2 separate regions of the Homo sapiens genome follow, and region 1 is linked to region 2. The links are chromatin loops, found by intact Hi-C in ENCODE. Cell type or tissue: B cell. All regions are shown on one strand. Region 1 overlaps MRTFA (myocardin related transcription factor A). Region 2 overlaps MRTFA (myocardin related transcription factor A).

Region 1 (5,000 bases), 49 kb before region 2:
CAAATCACATATTTGATAAAGAAGTGATATCCGGAATACACAGAGAACTTCTAAAACTCAACAACAAAAAACCAAACTTGACTCAAGAATAGGTAAAAGAAAGATTTGAACAGACATTTTTCCAAAGATGATATACAAATGGCCAACAGCACATGAAAAGAGCTCAATATCACTAGTCATGAGGGAGACCACAGTGAGATACACCTCAAACCCACTGGAGTGGCTACTGTAAAATTAAATTTTTAAGAAAGTATTGGTGAGGATACAGAGAAACTGGAGCCCTTGTGCCCTGTGGTAGAAATGCAAAATGGTGCAGCTGCTATGAAAAACAGTATGGAGGTTCCTCCAACACTTACTTACTTAAAAATAGAATTACCATATGATCTAGCAATTCCACTGCTGGGCATATACCCAAAAGAATTGGAAGCAGGGTCTCAGGTATTTGTACACAGGTGTTGATAAGTGCATTCACAACAGTAGAATGTGGAAGCAACCTATGTCCATCAATGGATGAAGGAAGTGATACTATGCTTAGTGCAACAGCCTGTCACAAAAGACAATTCATGATTGCACTTAGTCAAAATCATAGAGACAGAAAGTAGAATGGCAGTTGCTACAGGCTGGCGGAAGGGCCAAATGGGAAGTTACTGTTTAATGGGGATAGTTTCAGTTTTACGAGATCAAAAGAAAGGGAGATGGATGGCAGTGATGGCTGTACACATTATGAATGTATTTAATACCACTGAACCATACACTTAAAAATGGTTAGTTACAATGGGCTGGGTGCAGTGGCTCACGTCTGTAATCCCAGCACTTTGGGAGGCCAAGTGGGGTGGATTACTTGAGGTCAGGAGTTCGAGACCAGCCAGGCTAACATGGTGAAACCCCGACCTCTACTAAAAATACAAAAATTAGCCGGGCACGGTGGTGCACGCCTGTAATCCCAGCTACTCAGGAGGCTGAGGTAGGAGAATGGCTTGAACCCGGGAGGCGGAGGTTGCAGTGAGCCAAGATTGCACCACTGCACTCCAACACTGGGAAACAGAGTGACACCCTGTCTCAAAAAAAAAAAAAAAAAAAAAAAAAAAGGTTATGATGGGTTGGGCACAGTGGCTCACACCTGTCATGCCAGCACTTGGGAGGCTGGGACAGGAGGATTGGCTTCAAGCCAGGAGTTTGAGAGCAGCCTGGGCAACAAGGCAAGACCCCATCTTTATCAAAAAACAACAACAAAAAAAGGTAAATTTTAGGTGTATTTTACCACAATTTTTTTTTTTTTTTTGAGACTTGAGTCTCACTGTTGCCCAGGCTGCAGTGCAGTGGGGCAATCTTGGCTCACTGCAACCTCCGCCTCCCGTTTTCAAGCAATTCTCCTGCCTCACCCTCCTGAGATTACAGGCACGTGCCACCATGCCTGGCTAATTTTTTCACCATGTTGGTCAGGCTGGTCTCGAACTCCTGACCTCGTGATCCGCCTGCCTTGGCCTCCCAAAGTGCTGGGACTACAGGTGCCCGCCACCATGCCCGGATAAATTTTTTGTATTTTTTAGTAAAGACGGGGTTTCACCATGTTAGCCAGGATGGTCTCGATCTCCTGACCTCGTGATTTGCCTGCCTCAGCCTCCCAAAGTGCTGGGATTACAGGCGTGAGCTACCACGCCCAGCCGATTTATCACAATTTTTAAAAAATCAAAAAAAATGTGCAAAGGACTTGGCCATTCTCCAATAGAAGATACACAAATGGTCAGGCAGCACATGAAAAGATGTTCCACGTCACTAAATGACAGAAATGCAAACTAAGATACCACTTCACACCCATTAGGATGGCTTGTATCAAAAAATTGAAAATAAGAAGTGCTGGTGAGGAGGTGAAGAAACTGGAACCCTTGTGCATTGCTAGTGTGAATGTAAAACGTTACAGCTGCAGTGGACACAGTTTAGTGATTCCTCAAAAAGTTAAACACAGAAGTTACCATATGAGGCGGGGTGCGTTGGCTCATGCGTGTAATCCTATCACTTTGGGAGGCCGAGGCGGGCAGACTGCCTGAGCTCAGGAGTTCAAAACCAGCCTGGGCAACACAGTGAAACCCCGTCTCTACTAAAAAACACACAAAAAATTGGCCGGGCGTGGCGGCGGGTGCCTGTAGTCCCGGCTACTCGAGAAGCTGAGGCAGGAGAATTGCTTGAACCCCAGAGGCAGAGGTTGCAGTGAGCCAAGATCGTGCTACTGCACTCCAATCTGGGCAACAGACTCCGTCTCCAAGGAAAAAAAAAGAAGAAATTACCATATGATCCGGCAATTCCAACCCTAGGTTTATGCCCAGAACTGAAAGCAGGGACTCAAGACAGACACTTGTACACTGACATTCACAACATCCAAAGGGTGGAAACAGCCCAGGTGTCCAGCCACAGATGAATGGATGAAGAGAATGTGGTGAATCCACACTACAGGGTATGATTCAGCCTTTAAAAAGAGTGAAATTCTGACACATGCTGCAACACAGATGGACCCTGAGGACATTATGCTGAGTGAAATAAGCCAGACACAGAAGGACAAACTGAGTCTACTTCTGTGAGGTCCCCACGACAGGCAAATCCATAGAGAAAGTGGGATGGGGACTGCCAAGGGCTGGAGTTGGGGAGAATGGGGAGTTACTGTCTAATGGGTACAGTTTCCTTATGGGGTGATGAAGTTCTGGAGCGGATAGGGGTGACAGTTGCACAACACTGTGAATGGACCTAATACCTCTGATTGTACATTTAAAAAATGATTAGAATGGCAAATTTTATTATCTCACCACAACTAAAAAAAGAATTATGCAAAAACCAGGCCTGCTCCCCAACCCTGTGGGTTCTGGCCCCCCCTGTCCTGGCAGAATGCACTCTTTGCCCTGCAGCCGCTCTCACCAGGCAAGGAGGTCGCTGCCTGCCCAGCTGCCACCACCTGCCCAGACCTCTCTCCTCAAACACCTGCTTCTGGCATCACTGCCACCTCTTGGGCCACTTTTCAGTGTCCCTTTGGCGGCAGGCAGCACCCACACCCACCATCTCCCTTTCTCTGCCATCCCTTAGAAGCTAGAGTTCAAAGCCTGTTCCCTTTTCCTTCTTGAACAATATCTCTGGGGTAGCACCTCCTTCCCTTGGAACCTCCTGAAGCTCACGCCAAGGCCTCGCTCCTGAGCGCCCAGCCCAGCCGTCCTCACAGCGGGTCCCATACCTGCCGCCTCAGTGCCACCTGCACTGGTGAGAGATGCGCCTCAGACCCCAGGGACCCAGGGATTCTCCCTAGGGCTTGAGAATTACAGACCTCACAGGAACACCAGTGACTGAGCTCTTGTCTTAAATTGAAATAAAATTCACACAACATCACATCTACTCTGGTAGAGCTGTGGTTCCAGGCTGAGCTCCCACTTTGCCTGCACCCCTCAGCCGCTCCTCCTCCTCCTGAAGCCACTGAGACACTCAAAGAGAAGTCCACGCTCACCACCCAGCATCGGCACCACAGGCCCAGACTTCTTGCCTGCTGCCGCCAGTGAGCTCCTCCCCAGGACCATCTCGGGGTCATCTGGGATCTTCTACTCCCAGCTGGGTCCCCTCACACAGACGCGCGCTATTTCCTGCCCAGCATCTGCCCTACCTCCTTCTTCCCCTCTGCAGGGGAACCTCCCAGAGAGCTCTCTACGGCCACCCCCACCCTGCTCCCAGGCCTCTCATGGACTTCCTGTTGTGCCCATGATGCCTACCTTCCGTGTCCAGGCCTCGGTCCTCAGCTCCCTTGGTCACGGCTGGATTCCAGGACACCGCACCCTGCCACTACTTGTCCTCCCGACCCCCAAGGCTGGGCTTAGCCCCAACCTCTGCTCCCCCACCTCACACCCTCGGCAGCCTCCCAGCTCCAACTGCCAATCTAGATGTGACAACACTCCAACTCCTACCTCCAGCCCAGACCTCTCTCACAAATGCCACTTGATGTCAACTGTCCCTGTGAACCCTCCATTCGGTCTCGTGACACACCCCATCAGGGACCGCGCAATGTGGTCCCACACGTGCCCCCTCCCCAGCTCACCCCATCAATGGCCACTCCACCCTGGCCCTTTAGGCCACAGCCCTTGAAGTCATCCTTGGCTGTTCCTTCCCTCTCCCCCCACTTCATCCATAAAGACACCAACCTGGCTCTCTCCAAATGGGGCTGATTCCAGCCGCTCCTCTGCCCGCCACTGCTGCCTGCTGGGCCAAAGCCCAGCTCTCCAGTCGCCCCCCAACCTGGGGCTCCCTGCTTCTGCCCTTGCACGGCTACTATCGCCTGGGTCCTGCATCAGACCAGGCCTTTTCTGCTCAAGGCTGTGCGATGGCTTCCCACACAATGGAGCCAAAGCCACCCTGCCCTGGTGCCCAGGAGGCCACGCATGATCTGGCCATGAAGGCCTTCTTCCCCTTTCCTCAACTCCACTCCAACCCGCCAGGTACTCCCGAGGCCGCACAGATGCACACAGCTGCCCCTGCTCACAGGAGACATCCTGGACCTTCCCCACCAGGCTCCCCAGACCTCTCCCTCTCCTCCATTTTTGTCCTAAGGCTCCTCTCGGATCTTCCATATGATCTGCTTATTTCTTATATTTGTTGTCCACCTCCCCAGGCTGCACTGTGAGCTCCACAAGGGCAAATGTCTCTTCTGTTCGTTGGGAGGCGAGGGCCTTGGGGCAGTGCTTCCAGCTGAAGGACGGCACCTTCCCTGGTCCTCTCGCCCAGGCCTTGGAGACGGGAGGGCTCACAGCCACCACTGCATCCACAGTGCTTGCCCAAGACTGGTCACGCACGGAAGCATTCAATAAAAACAAACCAACCCAGGGCTAGAGACACCTATGAACAGAGAAGGCCGTCAGGGAGGCAGCAGGGGACCTGGGGTTACCTCCGCTCTGAATGAGAATGTCAAACAGGTCGTCCATCTGCTGGCTTGAGGAACCATTTTCCTGTGGGACAAAGGAAAAAAAAAAAAGAGA
Region 2 (5,000 bases):
ACAAGCCACCTAACACTTTAAGAACTGGGGGTAGAGAGTCCTTCACTGGAGGGCCACAGAAGACAGCATAATGTAGGTAAATAGTCTGGCAGTGAACTGCAGTAAACAAAAAGATTAATTTGGGACTTAAGCTCCCTGGGCTGATGTTTAGGATAGAAATAGACCCCAAGCCGGGCAAGGTGGCTCACACCTGTAATCCCAGCACTTTGGGAGGGTTAGGCAGGAGGACCGCTTGAGCCCAGGAGTTCAAGACCAGTCTGAGCAACATAGGTAGACTCCATCTCTATAAAAAGTAAAAATAATTAGCCAGGCATGATGGCTCACACCTACAGTCCCAGGGCTATTCAGGAGGCTGAGGTGGGAAGATCTGCTTGAAAGCCAGAGAGGTGGACGCTGCAGTGAGCCATGATCATGCCATTGCACTTTAGCCTGGATGACAGAGCAAGAACTTGTCTCAAAAAAAAAAAAAAAAAAAAAAAAAAAGTTAAAAGAAATAGACCCCAGGCTTCTTACACTTGTTATAAGGTTCTCTTAGAAATGGACCCTATCACTATTGTGGTAGGTCCATTCTGACTTGCTTAAAAGCCTTCAATGGCTTCCCATTGCACTTAAAACCAAATCCAGCTGGGCATGGTGATGCACACCAGTAGTCCCTGCCACTAAGGAGCCTGAGGCAGAAGGATTGCTTGAGCCCAGGAGGTTGAGTTCAGCCTGGGCAACATAGCAAGACCCCATCTCTTAAAAATTAAAATGAAGGCCGGACACAGTGGCTCAGGCTGTAATCCCAGCACTTTGGGAGGCTGAGGCAGGAGGATCACGAGGCCAAGAGATCGAGACCAACCTGGCTCATACGGTGAAACCCCGTCTCTACTAAAAATACAAAAAAAAAAAAAAAAAAAAATTAGCCAGGCGCTGTGGTGGGCACCTGTAGTCCCAGCTATTTGGGAGGCTGAGGCAGGAGAATGGCGTGAACCCGGGAGGCGGAGCTTGCAGTGAGCCCAGATTATGCCACTGCACTCCAGCCTGGGCAACAGAGCAAGACTCCGTCTTAAAAAAAAAAATTAAAATTAAAAGCCAAATCCACCTCCTCCATGTGGGTGATAATGCCCTGGCTCTAGCCCTGCCCACCTTACCCATCTTCACTTGCCCCTTCTCTCTCTCCACCATGCCCCAGCCACACTGGCTTACTTGATGATCTCCAAACACACCAACTTCTGGCCTGCACCAGGCCCAGACACTTGCTTTTTCTTCTCTCTGAGCCCTCTTCCTGCTTTCTGAATGGCCAGCTTCATCTGATCCTTTAGATCTCAGCTCAAATCTTTCCTCTTCAGTGAGGCCTTTCTTGAACATCTTATTCGAAGTGACTCCATCTTATTCCTATTACTTATTAACACACCAATCAGTTAATTTACTTGATAGTACTTACCAGGCTCTGAACTTACCAACTGCATTTCAAGGTGATCCCTGCTCTGAAATTTCTTGTCTACTACTAGTCTTGCCCTTCTAAATATAAATCACCTGAGAGCAAGAGCTGGATTTATCTTGCTGCATCAACTATCACATATTAGGTACTCAAAGATTTTGAATGAATGAATGAATGAATGAATGAGAGCTAGGAAAATATGGTAGCAGTCAGCCAGCAGACAATGAGTTAAAGTGAAAAACATCAGTTCTCCCACCATGAAGCCAGAAGTTGTATGATTGTTTTTTGACTTACAGTGTATCCAAGTAGTGATAACATACAAACAGAAAAGAGAGCCTATGTTCTCTGCTGATGATTTAAAAAAGAAAGGTCCGAAAGATCAAAACCTCACCAGCTCCAGTTTCAGCTCCGTTTATAATGCTGTTGGTATTAAAGGCAAATTTCCTTACTTCTAACAGATTCCAAGGTTTGGTTTCATTTTTCCCCTAAGGGATGGACTTCTGCACCCACTGAGCCCGGTGCCGTGATAGCGCCATCAACGACTCTACTCAGCCATGCTCACGCCCAGGCCAGCCTTAGAGTATCTCAGGATCTCACTCTACATAAAACTGTGGTTGATTCAAAATACCAGAAAAGAGGTTTCTCTTCCTAAGAACCAGAACATGAAGGCAAAGCATATGGGAGAAGTGGTTCTTCCTCACAATACACCAGGCTCAAGATCTGCCCCTCCTATAAAGGGAAGTATAACAGAGTGAAAACTCTTTTAAAGGTGCAATTCCAAAGTAAAGGAAAATTCAGTGGCACCCTTTACACCTAATTTAAACCAGGTTTGACCCTTTAAACACAGTTTGTTTCACTGAACTTGATCAATTAGTTATCTTAACTATTTAGTGATTGAGCTCTAAACTTGGAAAGTCATGAGAAAGAAGAGAGTGGAAAATAAAACGCATCATCCTTGTTTTATGTTAGATGCTTCCCATGGCATACTCGGTGAACACAGCCATGTCCTAAAAGCAATCTACCAAATGCTGAGAGAGAGAGGCACTTACGCGGCATGATCCCTTGGCTCACCAGTTCTTCCCGGGTCCGGCGCTGCTGGAGTTTCAACTGTAGCACTGCAGGGCAGCAGAGAGAGAGGAGAGATGAGGGGTCAGTTGGGTATTCCACCTCAAAAAACACATTTTCAAACGCAAAAAAAGTCTAAAAACAGAAGGATGTAGTGTGAAAGAAGGGTCCCCTTGAAGTGCAACTGTCTGTAATTGCAGAAGTGGCCTGATACAGCAGAGTTTCCGTATTCTGCTGTGGGCGGTGAGAGGAAGTTGCGAAGGGTCTTGCAGGGCGATAACAATCCACAAAGCATCAGAGTCTTGCCTTTTGCTCAAAACCTCCAAAACACTGAGTCCTCCTCCTAAAACTTTTTTAAAAACACCTCTTCCAAACTCAAAATATCCTAACGAGGACCACCACCCAGCAAAAAAAGCTTTCCAGATGCTCTACGCTTAACAAATGTTTACCACCATAAGTATAGTGAATGAAAGAACTACTCACACAGATCAGGAAGTACTATTTGTAAACTCTTTTTCTTTTGTATCTAAAAATTATAGCCATTTCACCAAGCAATGCCTTTTTCTAGCCTAGAAAATATTTTACCGTTAATATGCCTCTGTTTTTCTTCTTTCTCTTCACTTAGAGCCTTTTCTGTTGAGGTGAAACAATTCAGCTAGATGACTCAAAGCACATCCGGGCTAGGGGAGACTGATGGGTGTTTCTCTTATTTTCACTCTGGCAATACTGCTTAATGAAAAAACTTAATAGGGATTTTTTTTAAGTTAAAAATCAACTATCAGCCAGGCACAGTGGCTCATGCCTACATGTAATCCCAGCACTTTGGAAGACCGAGGCGGGCGGATCACAAGGTCAGGAGTTCGAGACCAGCCTGGCCAAGACAGTGAAACCCCATCTATACTAAAAATACAAAAATTAGTCGGGTGTGGTGGTGCGCGCCTGTAGTCCCAGCTACTCAGGAGGCTGAGGCAGGAGAATTGCTTGAACCTGGGAGGCGGAGGTTGCAGTGAGCCGAGATCACACTACTCTCTCTCACTCCAGCCTGGGTAACGAGAGTGAGATGCTGTCTCAGGAAAAAAAAAAAAAAAAAAAAAAACAACTATCTTTCTTTCAAAAGCCAGTTAAACCTAAACGGTGTTACAACTACAAACTACACAGAATGACAATGGCACAGCTGTCATTCAGAGACTAAATGAGAAACTGCAGAGGTTGCAGTGAGCTGAGATCATGCCACTGCACTCCAGCCTGGGCAACAGAGCAAGACCCCGTCTAAAAAAAAAAAAGAAAGAAAAAAAAGAAAATGTTCAGAGGAGGAGGGTTAGGAGGATCCCACGGGCCAAGGAAAGCCTCCTTACATAATTAAGTCTTCAGGTGTAGGGGCCTTCCAAGTCACATCTGAGAGGAACCAGAATCTACTGGGAATCATCTTAATATCTGCCTTTTTCTATCCACAGAGTAGCTTTTAGGGAGGCGTCCAAGAATCGCAGAACCATAACCATGCGCCTGCCTACATCTCAAATTCAGTAGATCCAAAGCCAAACTTGTTTTCCTCCCAAAAACCTAATCCCCTTCCCATCCTTCTTACTTCTTTAATGATATCACTATCTTTCCCAGTATTTTTTAAATGTCTGGGCCAACTTCAACTCTACCTCCTCACACTCACACTCCCCTCTTATCAATTTTACCCTGCCATGTTTTCCCATGCTGCAGTGGTAGCTCCCTGGCTGTGTCCTTGCCTGTAGTGTCTCTCTCCCATTTCAAGTTATCTTAATCAAGCCTGGCCAGTTACTCTTCCTCAAGTACCGTGAATTTTTTCCTACCTCTTTTATTCACTTCACCTGGAAATGCCTACCCTGTTCATCTGAACTTCCCCACTCACTCCACAGCATTCAGTTACTCTAGGCCTCCTGTGAGCTACCTTTTATATGTTAGGGAAAAGTATAATATTTTGCCTTGTGTAATAGTAGCCCTTGAACATCTTACTTCTCCTACCAGTTTATAAGTTCCTGGAGAGAAGAGAATATCCCTTACTGATATATGTCCCCCATAGCACTTAATACATAGTAGGCATTCAACAATGGTTTCTTGTACTGAACTGGATCTCAAAAGGATGTTACAAACAGTCTGAGAAACTGAACCAAGAGGCTATTATTATTTTACAAATTACCATTGTTAAGAACAAAGCCTTGGAGAACTAAATCGATAAAAACAGCAGGAGCTACAATAATAGCTGACACTTATGACGCACGTACTCTGTGCCAGACACTGTTTTACATTCTTTTATATTTTAACTTACTCTTCCTAACAGCCATATGAAGATACATTTTGGTGTTTTATTTTTTGAGACAAGGTCTCACTCTGTCACCCAGGCTGGAGTGCAGTGGCATGATCTCAGCTCACCAAGGCCTTGACGTCCCTGGCTCAACAGATCCTCCCACCTCAGCCTCTGGAGTAGCTGGAACTATAGGTGCATGACACCATGCCCGGTAATTTTTTAATTTTTTTTTTTGTA

Evidence for each region. Hi-C counts contacts between places; a loop is a spot of excess contacts. Peaks named below come from ENCODE experiments on the same cell type or tissue, not always from the same donor. Only the 100,000 strongest peaks of a DNase experiment are listed, where the experiment ranks them.
Region 1: a loop joins it to region 2, with 1.9 times the contacts of the local background. A loop is called at or near these places in 2 of 110 quality-filtered maps.

What each region holds. Positions count from the first base shown.
Region 1 is chr22:40,412,077-40,417,076 of GRCh38, forward strand. MRTFA (myocardin related transcription factor A) reads right to left here. Exons shown (of 15, transcript NM_020831.6): 14 at 4,910-4,970. Among named protein-coding and RNA genes, the nearest start is that of SGSM3, 44 kb to the left of the region's middle. RefSeq lists a silencer at 450-549 and enhancers at 2,180-2,329, 3,210-3,609, 4,315-4,814. In B cell, no CTCF peak of the experiment used is centred here; DNase peaks (open chromatin) are centred at 595, 1,885, 2,935 and 3,635; H3K4me3 peaks cover 2,392 bases; H3K27ac peaks cover 4,754 bases.
Region 2 is chr22:40,460,749-40,465,748 of GRCh38, forward strand. MRTFA (myocardin related transcription factor A) reads right to left here. Exons shown (of 15, transcript NM_020831.6): 4 at 2,473-2,538. Among named protein-coding and RNA genes, the nearest start is that of MRTFA-AS1, 59 kb to the right of the region's middle. RefSeq lists an enhancer at 2,801-2,910. In B cell, no CTCF peak of the experiment used is centred here; DNase peaks (open chromatin) are centred at 2,023 and 2,723; H3K4me3 peaks cover 2,470 bases; H3K27ac peaks cover 4,810 bases.